Regions from separate parts of the Mus musculus genome. Here region 2 is linked to region 1. A link is a loop called in an ENCODE intact Hi-C map of the cell type or tissue named here. Cell type or tissue: gastrocnemius. All regions are shown on one strand.

What was found. A loop is a pair of places that touch in the nucleus more often than their neighbours do. Peaks named below come from ENCODE experiments on the same cell type or tissue, not always from the same donor. Only the 100,000 strongest peaks of a DNase experiment are listed, where the experiment ranks them.
Region 2: it touches region 1 in a loop (2.8-fold over the local background); 11 of 42 quality-filtered maps call a loop at or near these places.

The regions. Positions count from the first base shown.
Region 1 is chr3:88,310,728-88,318,727 of GRCm38, reverse strand. Cct3 (chaperonin containing Tcp1, subunit 3 (gamma)) reads right to left here. Exons shown (of 14, transcript NM_009836.1): 8 at 6,906-7,055; 9 at 5,354-5,486; 10 at 5,091-5,172; 11 at 202-382. Among named protein-coding and RNA genes, the nearest start is that of Glmp, 10 kb to the left of the region's middle. In gastrocnemius, no CTCF peak of the experiment used is centred here; no DNase peak of the experiment used is centred here.
Region 2 is chr3:88,697,132-88,705,131 of GRCm38, reverse strand. It overlaps Khdc4 (KH domain containing 4, pre-mRNA splicing factor), which reads right to left. Exons shown (of 14, transcript NM_028814.4): 8 at 6,223-6,283; 9 at 5,124-5,181; 10 at 4,618-4,871. Among named protein-coding and RNA genes, the nearest start is that of Khdc4, 15 kb to the right of the region's middle. In gastrocnemius, no CTCF peak of the experiment used is centred here; a DNase peak (open chromatin) is centred at 4,706.

The DNA.
Region 1 (8,000 bases):
ATTGGCCTCTTCACCATGACTGATTCTGCTCCTTCACACGTCTGTGTAGACATGCAGCTACAGGCCAATGAGCATGGACTGAAAATAAAACTGCTAAACTACATCTTTTCCTTTTAAAGTCGACACATTAAATTTCTTAAGCTGACAATTCTAGGATGGAACAATGTCCTCCCCTTGGTCACACTGCCAAGGCTCACTCACCGAGAGTATCTCTTTGCTGGCTCCTCTAAGAAGAATGGTGCAGGCCTTTGGGTCTTTGCAGTCAGTGATGAATGTAAAGTACTCATCTCCAATCTTCTTGATTTCCAATAAGCCTGCCCCTGTACCAACATCATCTTCTCTCAGTTCCTCAGGTCGGCTGACTATCCGTGCCCCACAGGCTCTATTGAGTGGAAAGATGGAGGATGTGACTTCAGATGCTTTTACTCATCTAGTGGTCCACAGTCTGTGGTTAGAGTAGACTAAAATACATTATTAGAATCACTGAGAGGTCTGAACTGACTGGTAGGAAAGTTATAAATGCATACAGGCCAAGTTTCTGAAATTTGGCTTTAGTAATGAAACACATGCACAGGCACACAGCAACCAGTCATAGCTGAATTCAAGTGTAATTTTTAGATAATAAAATCTGGATAACGAATTCCCACACATAACTCAGTTGAGTCTGAACACCAATAAGTCGAATTATACCAAACAGGGCCATGGGATGGTTCAGCAGGTAGTAAGTACCATGCTTGCCACACAAGCCTGAAGTACTGAGTTCAATACGTATGTAGTGGTTTGAACAGGTTTGGCCTCCATACTCATGTGTCTGAATCCTTGGCCTGAAGGGAGTGATAGTATTAGTGGTGTGTGTCCTTGTTGGAATAGCTGTATTCTTTTTTTGTTTGTTTTGTATTTTGAGACAGGGTTTCTCTGTGTAGCCCTGGCTGTCCTGAACCTCACTTTGTAGATCAAGCTAGCCTCGAACTCAGAAATCCGCCTGCCTCTGCCTCCCAAGTGCTGGGATTGAAGACTTGCGCCACCACGCCTGGTGGAATAGCTGTATTCTTTTTCTTTTTTTTTTTAAATCTTTAGTTTGTTTTATTTCTTTTTTTTTTTTAGAATTAATTTTTTTATTAGGTATTTTCCTCATTTACATTTCCAATGCTATCCAAAAAGTTCCCAATACACTCCCCCCCCCCACTCCCACTTTTTGGCCCTGGCGTTCCCCTGTACTGGGGCATATAAAGTTTGCAAGTCCAATGGGCCTCTCCAGTGATGGCCGACTAGGCCATCTTTTGATACATGGAATAGCTGTATTCTTATTGGAAGAAGTGTGTCACTGTGGGGGTGGGCTTTACAGAGGAGTCCCCTCCTAGCTGCCTTCAGAAGTCAGTCTCCTTCTGGCTGCTTTTGGGTCAAGATGTAGAATACACAGCTCCTTCTCCCAAGACTCTGCCGTTCTTCCCACCATGATAATAATGAATTGAACCTCTGAAATTTTAAGCCACCCCCAATTAAATGTTGTCCTTTATATAAGGTATCTTGATCATGGTAACTCTTCACAGCAATAAAATTCTAAGACAACCCAAAGAAAAAGTAGCAGGCACTCCAGAAAGTCATCATCTAACCTCTGTGTACACTGCGGCACATGCATGTACCCCCTGTGTATCACAGAAAGTGTAATAAAAAACAGACTATACTAAAAGATTCCATAGTCAAGCAAGCAAGAATCTGAGAATAATTTGAGGCACACATCTACAATTCTAGCATGGGAGGCTGAAGCAGGAGGATTATGAATTTAAGTACAGCTTTGAATTCCAGACAGTCTAGATTATAAACATGACCCACTAATAAATGTTAAACTTTTCTTTGGGATAGTCTCATTTAATCCAGTTTGGTTTCCAACTTCTCACCCTGCTCCCTCTACCTCCCAAGTCACATATGTACACTAGTACCAAGAAGGTTTTATTCTGGGCTGGAGAGATGGCTCAACTCAGGACCTCTGGTCCCGAGTTCAATTCCCAGCAACCACAAGGTGGCTCACAACCATCTGTAATAGGATCAGATGCCCTTTTCTGGAGTATCTGAAGACAGCTACAGTATACTCATATAAAATAAATAAATCTTAAAAAACAAAAAACAAAACTTGGGAGGCAGAGGCAGGCGGATCTCTGAGTCCGAGGTCAGCCTGGTCTACAAAGTGAGTTCCAGGACAGCCAAGGCTACACAGAGAAACCCTGTCTCGAAAAAAAAAAAAAGAAGGTTTTATTCCCTCCTCCTCCTATTTTTTGTTTATCAAGACCAAATCTCTCTATGTAGTCTTGGGTATCCTGGAGTTTACTATGTAGATGGTATACTAGGCTCACAGAGATCTGTCTGCCTCTGTCTGTGTTGGAATTGAAGGCCTAAGGCACTACACCCAGCTCAGGATAGCATTTCTTTTTTCTTGTCTTTTGAGACAGGATTCCTATGTAGCCTTGGCTGCTCTGGAACTCACTTTGTATAGCAAGCCAACCTTACACTCAAGAAAGTCACCCTTCTTTGTCTCCCTAGCACTGGGATTAAAGGTACCACTACCCAGCTTATATGGATACCTAGTGTCACCCTTCATGCAAACTTGTGGGAACCAGGAGAAAAACTAAGCATACATATGCATGTCTAGAACCATTCTGGAGCAAGCATAGAACTCACTTGAATTGAGCTAAGTGCCTGATAGGTGACAGAGTTGGGATCTCAAGTATCTCCCAAAGCTCCGCATTCTAGTGTCTTGTTCCCATTGGCAGTTCTACTGGAGTGATAAAGTCTTTTGATTTTGGACCAATAGAAAGGTTTTCAGGACTAAAATCAACCAACAAAAGACTATAACCTCCCCAACTGTGAGCCAAAATAAACCTTTCTCAAGTATTTGTTTAGTGATGAGAATTAACCCAAAAGGTTAGCTTTTTATTTACATTTATTTTGTGTATGTAAGGTAGACAACTTATGGGGATCAATTCTATTCACCATGTGGGTCCCAGGGATCAAACTCAGGCTTAAAGCAGGTACCCAACTGAGCCATCAGACCTCCCCATCCCCCCTTTTTTTGAGACAGTCTTATTCAGTTGTAAAAGGTGACCTGGAAGTAATTTGCACAGGTTGACTTCAAACTAAAAGTAATCAATCCTCTTCCCTTAGTCTCCTACAGTGCTGAGATTTTGAGTCCTGAGTGGTTGTTTTGTTTTGAGATGCCTCATGTTGCTCAGGCTATCTGGAACTCCCTATGTACTGAAAATAACCTTCAGCTGTTGATAGCCTCTTACTTTGGTCTACACAGTGATGGAATGACAGGTTCGTACCACTAAGCCACCTTAAGGAAAGATAAAGTATATACACATACACCACACTACTACAGACACACATGAACAACCAGGGCGCACACGTGGAAAGCAGAGGCTAACTTTGTGGAGTCTGTTCTCTCCCTCCACCCTTACAAAGAATCTGGGGATCAAATTCTGTCCTTTAGGCTTTTATGGCAAGTTGGCAAGTACTTCTCTTTACCAGGAGTCACTTTTGAATGCCCAAACCCACCAGAGCTTTAACTTTTATTTCAGGCTGCCTTTAATTCACTAAGCAGTAAAAGCTGGCCTCAGGCTCACGAAGATCCTCCTGCCCTAGGATTATAGGTGCCGATGAGTGCTGGGATTATAGGTACACACCATCACAATGGTTTCTCACGGATCCTCTACAACAGCAATTAGAGTAACTACAGCCCCTCTAGCAACTTTTTTTTTTAAAAAAGAATTACATTTAGTTGTAACTAATTATGTGTAGTAGTGGCACACGTGTGTGAGTTGGAGGTTCTCTACTTCTATATTAATCCCAGCGATTGAATTCAGGTGGTCAAGCTTGGAGGCAAATGTCTCTTTACCCTGAGCCATTTCAACTACTCCTATTATCCAGTTTTGTATTTTGGGCTTTTTGAGACAGGGTTTCTTTTTATAGCCCTGGCTATCTTGGAACTTGCTCTAGGCCAGGCTGATTTTAAAATCAGTCTGCCTTTACCTCCTAAGGGTTGGGATCAAAGGTACATGTCACCACATCCAGTGTCAATATTTTTCTTTTAAATAAAATTTACTTATTTGTTTTTTAATGTACGAGTGGTGCTTGCATTTATGCCTGCATGCCAGAGGAGGCTATCAGATCCCACTACAGATGACTGTGAGTCACCATGTGGTTGCTGGGAATTGAACGCAGGACCTCTCTGGAAGAGCATTCAGTGCTCTTAACCATCTATCTCTCCAGCCCCAAGTCTCTACTTTTTTAGTAAAAAAGTTTTATTGGTTTTTTTTTTTTTTTGACAGTTTCTGGCCTAGAACTCACTATGTAGATCAGGCTGGCCTCAAACTCAAATAGTTCATCTTTGCCTCCAAAAGTGCAATCACCATGGCCAGCTGTAAAAAGATGGGGAACTGTCCAAAAAGATAGCTCAATGGTCAAGAGTATTCTTCTGGAGGACAGTAGTTCACTCCCAGCACCTACATTATTTGTTTTACAAATGCCTGTTAACTACTTGATCACTTGCAGTCAGACAAAATTTTAAGGCAAGGTCTCACATAGCCCCGACTGGCTTCTAAAGATCACTTGTGAACAGATTCTCCTACCTTTATGATCCTAGTGTTGGATTTATAGGCACGAGAAACAGATACCCTGAAGGTAGACATCTGTGTACTGAAATTTACAGAGGTGGATCCATTAGCAGAGATCTAATGCTTCTGCTATATTATATTCTGAGCCAGTTAGATTACCACCAGCCTTGACTGGTAAAACAACTGTAAGCCTAGAACTAGAACTGGAGAGGCTGGAGGACTGCTGCAAATTCAAGGTCAGCCTGGTCTGCAGAATGATGCAGGTCACTGAGGGATACAGAGCAAGAGCTTTTCGAAAGAAAGAAAGAAAGAAAGAAAGAAAGAAAGAAAGAGAGAGATATTACTTTTACCACTGAGCCAAAAGTTCTGAGGGAAGAGAGCCTTTGGACAAGCAGTTCCTGCATCCAGAACTATTTCAGGCAATGAATATACTATGAAGCTAAAATAAAATTAAAAATTACCTTTAGCTGGTTTACTTACCTAGCAATGCGATTATTGTCTGTTTTCCGGACTCTACGAATGGCTGTGACATTGGCCCGCATGAGGTAGTGCTGAGCTAAATCTGAAATTTAAGAGTGGACGTGTCAGCTAGACACCCAAACTAATGGCCTCTGAACTGGTTTTATCCCCAAAGTATTTAAAACATCACACAGCTGTCTTTGCCAACCCAAGAGACAAAACCAAACCCCACCACTCACCCTCTTCTACCTCAGCGGCAGGCTTGAGAACTGACAGCGCCCTACCTGAGATGCCCTTCTCTGTGATGACCACGTCAGGCTTCAGCTGGATGATGTCCTCACACAGCTGATGGATGTACTCCTCCTCCATCTGCAGGATCCGCGTGAAGTCCTCCTCCCGGGTAATCTCGATGTCGGTCTGTGGAGGAAGAGAAGGCACCGACTGAAGCTGGCGGCGAGAGGCTCAGCAGTCAGGAGCACTCAGCTGCCTGCAATTCCAGCTCCAGGGAATCCAACTAAAGTTGTGCTCAGACACACAAGGTTGTTCCTGCAGACTTCCGCATGCACGTCTAGGCACACACACAGTAACATAACTTAAAAATGAAAATAAAAATCCCCAGGCTGATGTCATCCCAGTCACTGTACTCCCTCCGTAAAGCCCTCTCATGTTCTCCAGAAAATGTGAATCTGAGTGTCAAAACTTCACGTCTGTTTCACACATCTGAGCTGGACCTTTTGTCTTACTAGTTAGTATGCATGAATAATTTAGATCTTAATTTCTTGATACCACTGGCTTTTTTTAGGGTCTTTCTCTACCCAGGCTGATCTCATTTTTAGCCCCATAAGTGTTGGGATTACACGTGTAAGCAACCATTTCCACCTGAATTCTGGTTCCCAAACATTTTTAATAGGATCCATTGGCTTAGGACATAAAAGTCCTTACACTCTGTAAAGTTAAAGGAACTGAGAGACTGTAGGTGCTGCTGCATTGGAAAAGGTGGGTCACACCCATAATCCCAGCACCCAGGAGGCAGAGGCAGACAGATTGCTAGCCTAGACACAGCTGAGTTCTAGACCACCCAGGCTACATACACAGGAACACTATCTAAACCTTCCTAAACCTGAAAAATAAGATCTTCAAACTGAAGTCAAAGGAGCTCGGTTTGATATGCCAAAGTCAAACATTGAGAAAAGTGAATAAATACATTGTCCAGGTTGGTTGTGAATCAAGTGGTCTTCCTGCCTCAATCCACCCACACAGACAGGACCATGTCTATACCCACACGGCTCAATAAATGCAGGAGGGATTTACTTAAGTTTTTGTCACTCTTTTCCTTCAGTCCTGGGTTTCAGACTCTTTACTTGGAAAACAAAGTAACATCAAACTATTTTCAAGAAAGGATGGTAAATGGCAACACCTAAGTGACTTTATTGTCACTTGTCCATATTAGTAGTCAGAGTCCACTTGAAAAAACAGGCTGGGAAGCCAGGGGTAGTGTATTTTCTGTGGATAAGATCCACAGAAATTCACTGTCTTGAAAGGATCTACTTTGGGGGCTGGAGAAATGGCTCAGAGGTTAAGAGCACTGGCTGTTCTCTAGGTCCTAAGTTCAATTCCCAGCAAGCACATGGTGGCCCACAACTATCTGTAATGGGATCCAATGTCCTCTTCTGGGCACATGTATTTTAATCCCAGCACTTGGGAGACAGAGGCAGGTGGATAGTCTGAGATCAGCCTGGTCTACATGGTGAGTTCCAGAACAGTCAGGGCTACGTAAAGAGAACCTGTCTGTCTCAAAAACAAAAACAAAAAAACCCAAAAGGCTGGGAATCTTACCTGGCTTTCTCCTTTCTTGTACTCCAAAGAAGAATCCAATAGCACAATTCGAGGATTCTTAATATAGCGGCGCATCCTTGGATGGGTCACATCCTTGTTAATCATAACTCCACGTAAGACACATGAGTCTTCAATGATGCCCCCGGGTATCTGAGCAAAGGGAGATTTACTTTAATACATAACCAAGACACAGTAACTGGAACTGATGATACAGCACTTGCTTCCCCGTGTACAAGCCAAATCCATCTCAAGCCTATCCCCATATATACCTCTTTCCCAAATGACTACTCTTTCAGAAGTCCAAGGAAGCTTCTTCCATGAAGCTCAAAAACAAAATAATTAAATAGACAAGTAACAGGCTTTATATTAGTTCTAGGGCAGCCTGAGCACCAGTGAGTTCTGGGTCCTTTAGGATACAGTGAGAACCAAAACAATGGCTGCAAATATTTTCTTGGTTTTGTTTTGAGACATAATCTCTCTAGGTAGCTGTGGCTATCCTTGAACTCACAAAGATCCACCAAATACTGGGATTAAAGTTGTTCACCACCAAGCTTGGCTGCAAATGTTTGACTCCTTAAGGAAGTATGATAATCTTGGGCCATGACACTCAACCTGAAGGATGAGATCCACAGAAATTCACTGTCTTGAAAGGATCTACTTTGGGGGCTGGAGAGATGGCTCAAAGGTTAAGAGCACTGGCTGTTCTTCTCAAGGTCCTAAGTTCAATTCCCAGCAAGCACATGGTGGCCCACAACCATCTGTAATGGGATCCAATGTCCTCTTCTGGTGTGTCTGAAGATAACGATGGTGTACTCATATACATATAATAAATACATCTTTAAAAACATGGAAGGATCTACTTCATCATTAGGATACTCACACAGATTTTAGACTTAGGCTCTAAGATATTACACTAGCTACTACGCTTACACTCTGATCTTAAATTTAGTAAACAATAAGAAAGCTTCTGTAAACCAAGCTGGTTAAGAGCACTGACTGCTCTTCCAGAGGTCCTGAGTTCAATTCTCAGCAACCACATGGTGGCTCACAACCATCTGTAATGAGATCTGATGCCCTCTTCTGGTGTGTCTGAAG
Region 2 (8,000 bases), 390 kb before region 1:
GGTCATCTTGAGATTTCATTCATCAGGCAGGCCCTTTCCATTGATTAGTCCCTAGACCTCACTGAACATCTATGTCTCCTTTAGGGAAATATGCTTTGGAGAAGTGGAAAAAGCATTATCCTTCAAAGTGCAATGTGGGGACTGAGAGGATCGCTGCAAGTGGCACAGCCAGCAGTGAGACAATGTGGGTGAGGGAAGAACGAGCTCGGCAGTTCTCTCTTAGTAGGTCTAGCCCTACTTAGCAGGTTCTGGGCCAACCTTGTGGAATTTGCCCATGGGTGGTTTCTTTTAGCTATACAAATCACAGCACAATTTGGGAAAAAGTTTCCTGACGACGATTAACTCAGACCCATATGTACAATAAAGTTTTAGACATGTTTCCATAGAAACTCTTTGGTAAATACAATGTCTGTGTTAGTGGATTGGCTTAGCCCTGAGATAACATAAAAGTGACTTAAGCTACAGTAAAGTATAAGTGACAGGTCTCATAATGATGGGTTTTATGGGCTGAGAAGCAATGCTCAAGATTTAGAGAGAAAACTCCGGGATAATCAAACATAATATTCTGAGGGATATGTGTCAGACCTGACAGCTAACAAAGGCTCACCAGGTTGTAAACTACCCTCTTTCCCAGCACTCCAGAAGACAGGCTACATATCTCCTGGCTTCTCTAGTGTTATCTGTGTACACATGCACTATTTCCTTCTACAGTGTGATGTAAACTTAGCATAATGAAATATAGCACAGTATGTGGGGATATACATGGGTGCAGCCACATACACCTTTTTAATATTTAAAAATTTGCCAATTAAGTATTCATGGTATTCAATAATAGCTTTATCCTGTAGACTGTAAGATGATTTCAGTAAACTGAGTAATACTTTATAAAAACTTCTTCCTGTTTTCTGGAGACAGGTTTCTCTGTGTTGCCTTGCCTGTCCTGGAACTTACTGTGTAGACCAGGCTGCGCTCATACTGGAGATCTGCCTGCCACTGCCTCCCAAGCACTGGGATTAAAAGTGTGTCACACCACCACCCAACTGTAAGCTTATTAAATCATTTATTTGCTAGTACAAGTTGGACCATTATCATTTTTAGTTGTAATGAGTCATAGAAGGAAAACGTACAATTCCCTATATGACATATTGATATCTTTATAGGAGCCCACCAATATGCGTAGATAAAGGCATTGTGTATGGCTTTAGTAATTTTTTAAAATTATTTTCTTTTTATTTATGAATACACTGTACCAGAAGAGGGCATCAGATTCTATTACATATGGCTGTGAGCCACCATGTGGTTGCTGGTGATTGAACTCAGGACCTCTGGAAGAGTAGTCAGTGCCCTTAACCACTGAGCCATTTCTCCAGCCCAACTTTAGTAAATCTTAATTCAAATTTCTATATACCTGATAATAGAAAAAAATCCTGGACATAGACAGCCATAGATAGTTTCAGATGTCAAGCTAATATCCATTTATTACTAATTATGCACTAGAAGCTTGGACTAAAATAATGCCGGTACACTATACAGCAGAGTGGCTGTAACAAAGAGGCTTTGCTGAAGTCTACTGATCACCTCCCTCACCAGAATCTGATCATCTATCAGGCAGATGAAGGGCCAGGACGAAAGTGAAAAACATAAAGCATTAACAATGGTCATTCATTTTTAAAGATTTAAACTTCTGGCTTTATTAAATTAAGATCTGGGATTTTTACTGGGCAGTGGTGGTGAATGCATTTAATTCCAGCATTTGGGAGGTATATGTACAGGGATCTCTGAGTTCGAGGCCAGCCTGGTCTACAAAGTGAACTCCAGGACAGCTCAGGCTACACAGAGAAACCCTGTCTTCAATTCCCCTGCCCCTAAACTCGAGAGTTTCAAAATTAAGGACATTTTAATTTTGAGCTCAAAAAGATCTTTTTACTAGGTGACAGGTTTTTTAGAAGTACCTGAGAAATAATCATAGGTCCTTAAGGAGAAAATGATTGAGCTTTCTATGCAAGCATTAAAGTATATATCCAGATGATAGGGTAAATGAAATAAAAGTGTAAAAAATGTCAAGGCCTAACAGTTTCATGGAGGAAGAATTTGTTGGAAAGCTTACATGGTTGGTGTAACAGATTTTAGCCTGTACTAAAAAGTTATTTTAGGAGAAAATGTTCAAATAATAAAATTTCTACTGAATGCTTACCCCCTTTGGCCTCCAAAGGAATTTGAGAAATGTATTACTTTTAGATTTTAATTTACTCTTTTTTAAAATTTTCATCTTAAGCCTATTTACATTTTTATCATTAAAGATTTTATTTCCTAAAAATATGAATTTTAAAAATAAAATCTTAGTAATAAATATAAAATTTCTCATTTTGTTAAGGCTGGTGCTGTTCAACTGACAAAGCTATAGTTAGTTTGCATTAACCATAAACAGTTAAAATGTCACATGAAACATTATTTCTGAGGATTTTTGAGGACCATCTCTTAACTGTCCCTGACTTCGTTTCTTGCTTTTAATTAAGCTCATGATTGTAGAAGTCAAAGTAAAACAGCTATATTTTGATGGCTGTAAGCATAGTTCTGAGCACAGTGAAACGTTTGAGCATTTGTAAGGTCTCTTACCTTGCATGCCTTAACTATCTTTAACAGTCTACAACAAGTCACAAATTTAAACACAATCAATCTTTGAAGAAAAATTTCCAGATGGCAATTATCACAATAAAGCTTTGGGTTCTACTGACTCAAGAGCATTGCTCAGGATTTGGGGGGTTCAAGTGAAGACTGGCTCCATCAAATAGCATTAGGTATTAGGTAGTAACACTTTCATTCACAGCCTTCTGGATAGAAAACAGGCAACATGCATATTCCTCCCACTGAAGAGGAAAGCCTGCTTGTTTAACAATCCTGGTTTCTGCAGACTGCACTCTACAACTGTTTGGAGTGGCACACTCAAAGCTTTAAATCCAGGACTCAGAGGCAGAAGTAGACTGATCTCCGTGAGTTTAAGACCAACTTGGTCTACAAAAAAAAAAAAAAAGTCCCAGGATAGTCACAGCTCCTACAGCATCCTGTATGCACATAGGAAATCCTACCCTTGAGCCCGATACACAGATCAGAAGAGGTTGACAATACCCTGGAACTGGAATTACAGGAGGCTGTGGAAGCCTAATTAATATGGGTCTGGGAACCAACACCAGGTCCTCTGCAAGAACTGAAAGCCATCTCTCATGCCTCGAGCTGTTTGGTTTTGTTTTGGTTTTTGTAGTGTTTTTTGGCATGCAGTCTCTTGCTAACCTGAAACTCCCAAATCAAGCTAAACTGTCGAGAGGGCCCAGGATCAACCTGTCTCTGTCTTCCACCATTAATACCATAAACACATGCCACCACACCCAGATTTACTTTTTTTTTTTTTTAATTTTTTAATTTTTGAGGCAGAGTTTCACTATGTAGCCTTTGCTACAAGTGCTGGGACTAAAGGTATGGACTACCATGCCCAGTCCTACATCCAGATTTTTTTTAAATTTGGGTGCAAACTTAAGTCTTCATACTTCATTGATAGGTACTTGACAGTCCCTGAAATGTTTACTGCTGAGAATAGAGCGCTCAGAGCTGAGCAGTGTCAGATGTGTCATTCTAGCACGTGGGAGGTGAAGACAGGAATTTCAGGCATTTAAGGTCAGCATGGATTATATAAGAACACTTCAAATAACAAAATCATAAAGTGTCCCCAGGGGGAAAGGCACTTGTCACCACATCTGATGACCTAAGTTTGACTCTGGAACTTGGTCTGGAGCTCATATGACTGAAGGAGAGAAAGAACCCACTTCTACTCTTGTACATTGTTCTGTGACCTCCTCACCTACATGGTGGCATACATACGCACATCAATCCATATAATAAAAAATAAACATGAGCTAGAGATGGCTCAATGGTTCAGAGCACTTGGTGCTCTTTCAGTGACCCCATGTTTAGTTTCCAGAAACTACAACTAAAATCAACTCCATATTTAGGGGATCTGACCCCTCTTATACCTACCACAGCACAGATAAACATGTGGTGCATACATGTGTGTGTATGTATGTATGTACACATGTATGTATATGTGTACGTGTACATACATATACACACAAATATACATTAAAAAGAGAAGACCTGTTCAGTTCCAATGACTAAGAGATGTGTGCTGTATGCCGTCCTCTTTGCCTTTGAGAACCTTAGACCACAAAGCTAAGAACAGGGAACTAACACTAACTTGCCACTCACATCATAATTAAAGAATACAATCACATTCATTAGGTGTTTTCTACAGCTTTTTTACAACAACAAGAGTACTATGACAGAGGCTGTAGACCCCCACAGTCTAGACCATTTGTCATTGAGTGCTTTATAGAAAGTCTGCCAATGTCCCCACTTGATATAGCTAATTAGGGATAAGACATGTGAAACCAATTAAAATCTGTGGAAATGAGAGGACATATTATCCCAATGTCCTCAGTGAGTTAGTATAAGGACACAGAAGGCAGCAGGGCAAAAAGACAGAATAGGACTAATGTCTAGGAAGCACCCTTCCCTCAGTTTTTTCCTAAGTTCAGCAATAGCATATTACATATCCCGGCATCCTACCTGTCCAGTGCTGGCTGGAGGTTGCACTTGTGTTATCGGATACTGTGTTGGCACAGGTGGGACCCCAGTAGGTAATGCTGGCAAGACTCCAGGTGCCAATGAAACAGCTGGTGGCACTATGCTTGGTACTCCGTAGGGAGGCTGAACTGGCTGCTGAGGAGGGGGAACAACAGGGTAACCAGACTGATAGCCATTGGATGGATAATATGGTGGTTGAGGAGGGATACTACTTATAGCAGAGGGTTGTGTATAGCCTGAGGGGGGAAGAAAAAAAGCGTTTAATCAGCTGCAGCAGAATGAAACATTTTACCTGATTATTAAACAACACCTAGGAAGATAAACACCACGGTTAAGAATGGCTTTCCTAATTACCCTAAGCTGAAAGGACCACCACCAGTTCCCTGGCACAAGTAGTCTAGCCTCACTGATCACACTTAACCGTAATTATCAGTACCTTAATTATCAGTAACGTAATTATCAGTATCAACATTTCAAGCCATACACACCTGGTAATGGTACAGCAGTATTAATTTGATTCACAAATCTAGAATACTCAGCATGAACCTAGAAAAATGGGCAAAACACAGTTAATAAAGACCAGTCCCAAGTGACAGATTTCTGCTGATACCCTGATTCAATGAGTTAAAGGGACTACTAAGCTGTATGTAAATTCTACACATCAGCAGGAAGCACAATTCTAAACAACCAAACTACTCAATCTGGAGCACAAAGTCATTCCAAGACCCACAGCCCAACATTAAGACGAGGCTGGGGAATCCTGTGGAAAAGGGGAAGGACTGGAAGGAGGCAAGGGGCCAAAGAGACTACAAGGAAACCTACAGGATGCATCACAGAGACTGAACTGCCAACTAGAGCACATGGATGGATGGATATGTGTATCACTTGTTCAGCTGGGTCCTCATGTAGGAAAAGCAGTCTGTCTCCGACTACACTACTTGCCTTTAGACCCTTTTCCCCTATCTGGGCTCCACTGTCTGCCTCAGTAGTAGATGCCCCTAGTGTTCCTGAAACTTGGTATTCCAAGGCTGGCTGATATCCATGGGAAGGGAGGGGAGGGGAGGGGAGAAGCTTTGATCAGAATATACATAATTTAGTAATAATAATAGAAAATATACTAAAGGTTGCCTATAGCCAATCTTAGAGAGGCATTTTCTCAACTGAGGCTTGCTCTCTCTGATGACCCTAGATTATGTCAAGTTCATATGCAATTAGCCACAGTCAGCATTACTGCATGTAATGTTGATCTACTCTCTCACATCATGTGTTGCAGAGAGCTCACTGAAGCTAATACAATTATAACATATCTTTTTGTTTTGTTTTGCTTTGTTTTGTTTTTGAGACAAGCTTTCTCTGTGTAGCCTTGGCTGTCCTGGAACTCATTCTGTAGACCAGGCTGGCTTCGAACTCAGAGATCCGACTGCCTCTGCCTCCGGAGTGCTGTGATTAAAGGCGTGTACCACCATTGCCCAGCCTATATCTTAATTTACTTTTTAAAGGCCATGTCAAAGTCCAGTCCAGTTATAGGTCACTGCTAGATTACACGGCTGTATACCTAGACCCTGGTTTCAACCCCAGCAAACTCACTGTTTGTAAGAGATTCTCGCAGAGCTTCTTGGCAGCAGCCAGGCCTTCAGGTTTGGGATGACTACAAATAAGAATAAACCACAAAATCAAAAGAGCAAAGTCAGAGTCTTATTTTATGCTAATGTACACACTTACTTTGGTATATTCATTACAGTTCAAATCTAGCACTCTGAAATCATTTAAATGGGAACATAAGATAGGCCAGCTTTGTTTTTGTGGCTGAGACAGGGTATCAATCACTATGTAGCTCTGGCTATCCTAGAAATGTGTAAATTAGGCTGGCCTCAAACACAAAGATCCACCTGCCTGTCTCCCCATTTGCTAGGATAAAAGGGATTTGTCATTCCCTACCCAATCCCCACTAGCAACATAAGTCTTTTAGGTTAAAACTAATATACCACTGCTACAAATATTTCATAGCACCAATTCTCTGGATAATGCTTCTTTTGACATAAAGAGACAATGGGAGTACTGGAGAAATGGTTCAGCAATTAAGAGCAGTTATTGCTCTTCCAGGGGAAGATTTGATTCCCACCACCTAGATGGTACCTTAAAACCACCCCTAACTCCAGTCACAGGTGACTCAGTGTCCTCTTCTGGCCGCTTCCTACACACAGTATACACACACAGTTTACATACATATGTGGTGGCAAACATTTAAACACATACAAATAAAACAAAGAGAGGAGGAAGTAGAGAGAAACTAATGCTGGTGCCACTTGTAATCTCAGCACATGGGGGTAGAGACAAGAAGATCAGAAATTCAAGGTCACCCTGGACTACACAATGAATTCAAGATCACTATAGTCTATAAGAGACCCTGTCCAAAAACTCAAACAAAATACCATAAGCCAGGTGTGGTGATAGATGCCTTTAGCCTAGCACTCAGGAGACAGATGCAGGTGGATCTCTGAATTTGAGGCCAGCCAGAGAGCCTGTCTTGAAAATACTATTCCCCCACCCCCACCCCCTTCATCCCCAGCAAACACAGCAACATCAGGTTTAAATCAGTGTCATAGGCATGGTCTGAGGGGTAGAACAGCAAGAGTGCTTGCCTCACTTATGGAATCCCTAGATTCAAACCTCAGGACCACACTTAATAATCATAGACTAAAACAACCTAAAGACTTGAATGCTAAAGCCACAACTAGCTCTTCTAATGCAGCCTTTAAAATTTCATTGTTAAAATGCTTTCCCCTTATTTGTACTTTATGTACATAGGTATTTTGCCACTGTGTATTAAATGGGCCCAAGGGGGAAAAAGTGGATGTTGGATGGCCTGGGTCTGGAGTTACAGACTGGTTTAATGCCATTTGAGTGTTGGAAATACAACTCATGTCCTCTGAAATAATAGCAAATGCTCACTGCTGGGAAACCATCTCCCCAGCTCCTATAACTCATATTACCCTCCCTATGTTTCTTAATTCCTCATGTAGGTTTTAGGTTGTTTTTTTTTTTCAGGTAGTCTCAAGAGACCTATGCAGGCCTCATAATCATTATGAACACAAGGACAACTGTAGTGACAACTCTGGAATTATGGGCTCTTTAAAAAACACAGAAATATTATAAAAATGTGTTTTGGTTTAATCCCAGGTGTGGGGATACAGGGCTTCTTCGGACAGTCTGAAGCAACTGACTGACTTGCCTCGTGCTCTAGCAGAGGCTTGGTTTTGCCAGTTGTCGACATTTTCTGTGACTGTGAGATTTAGAACTCTGAGAACTTTTCAGAGGGTAAATAAATTCGAGAGCCCTGACAGGCAGGGGGCGGTGGTTGTTGG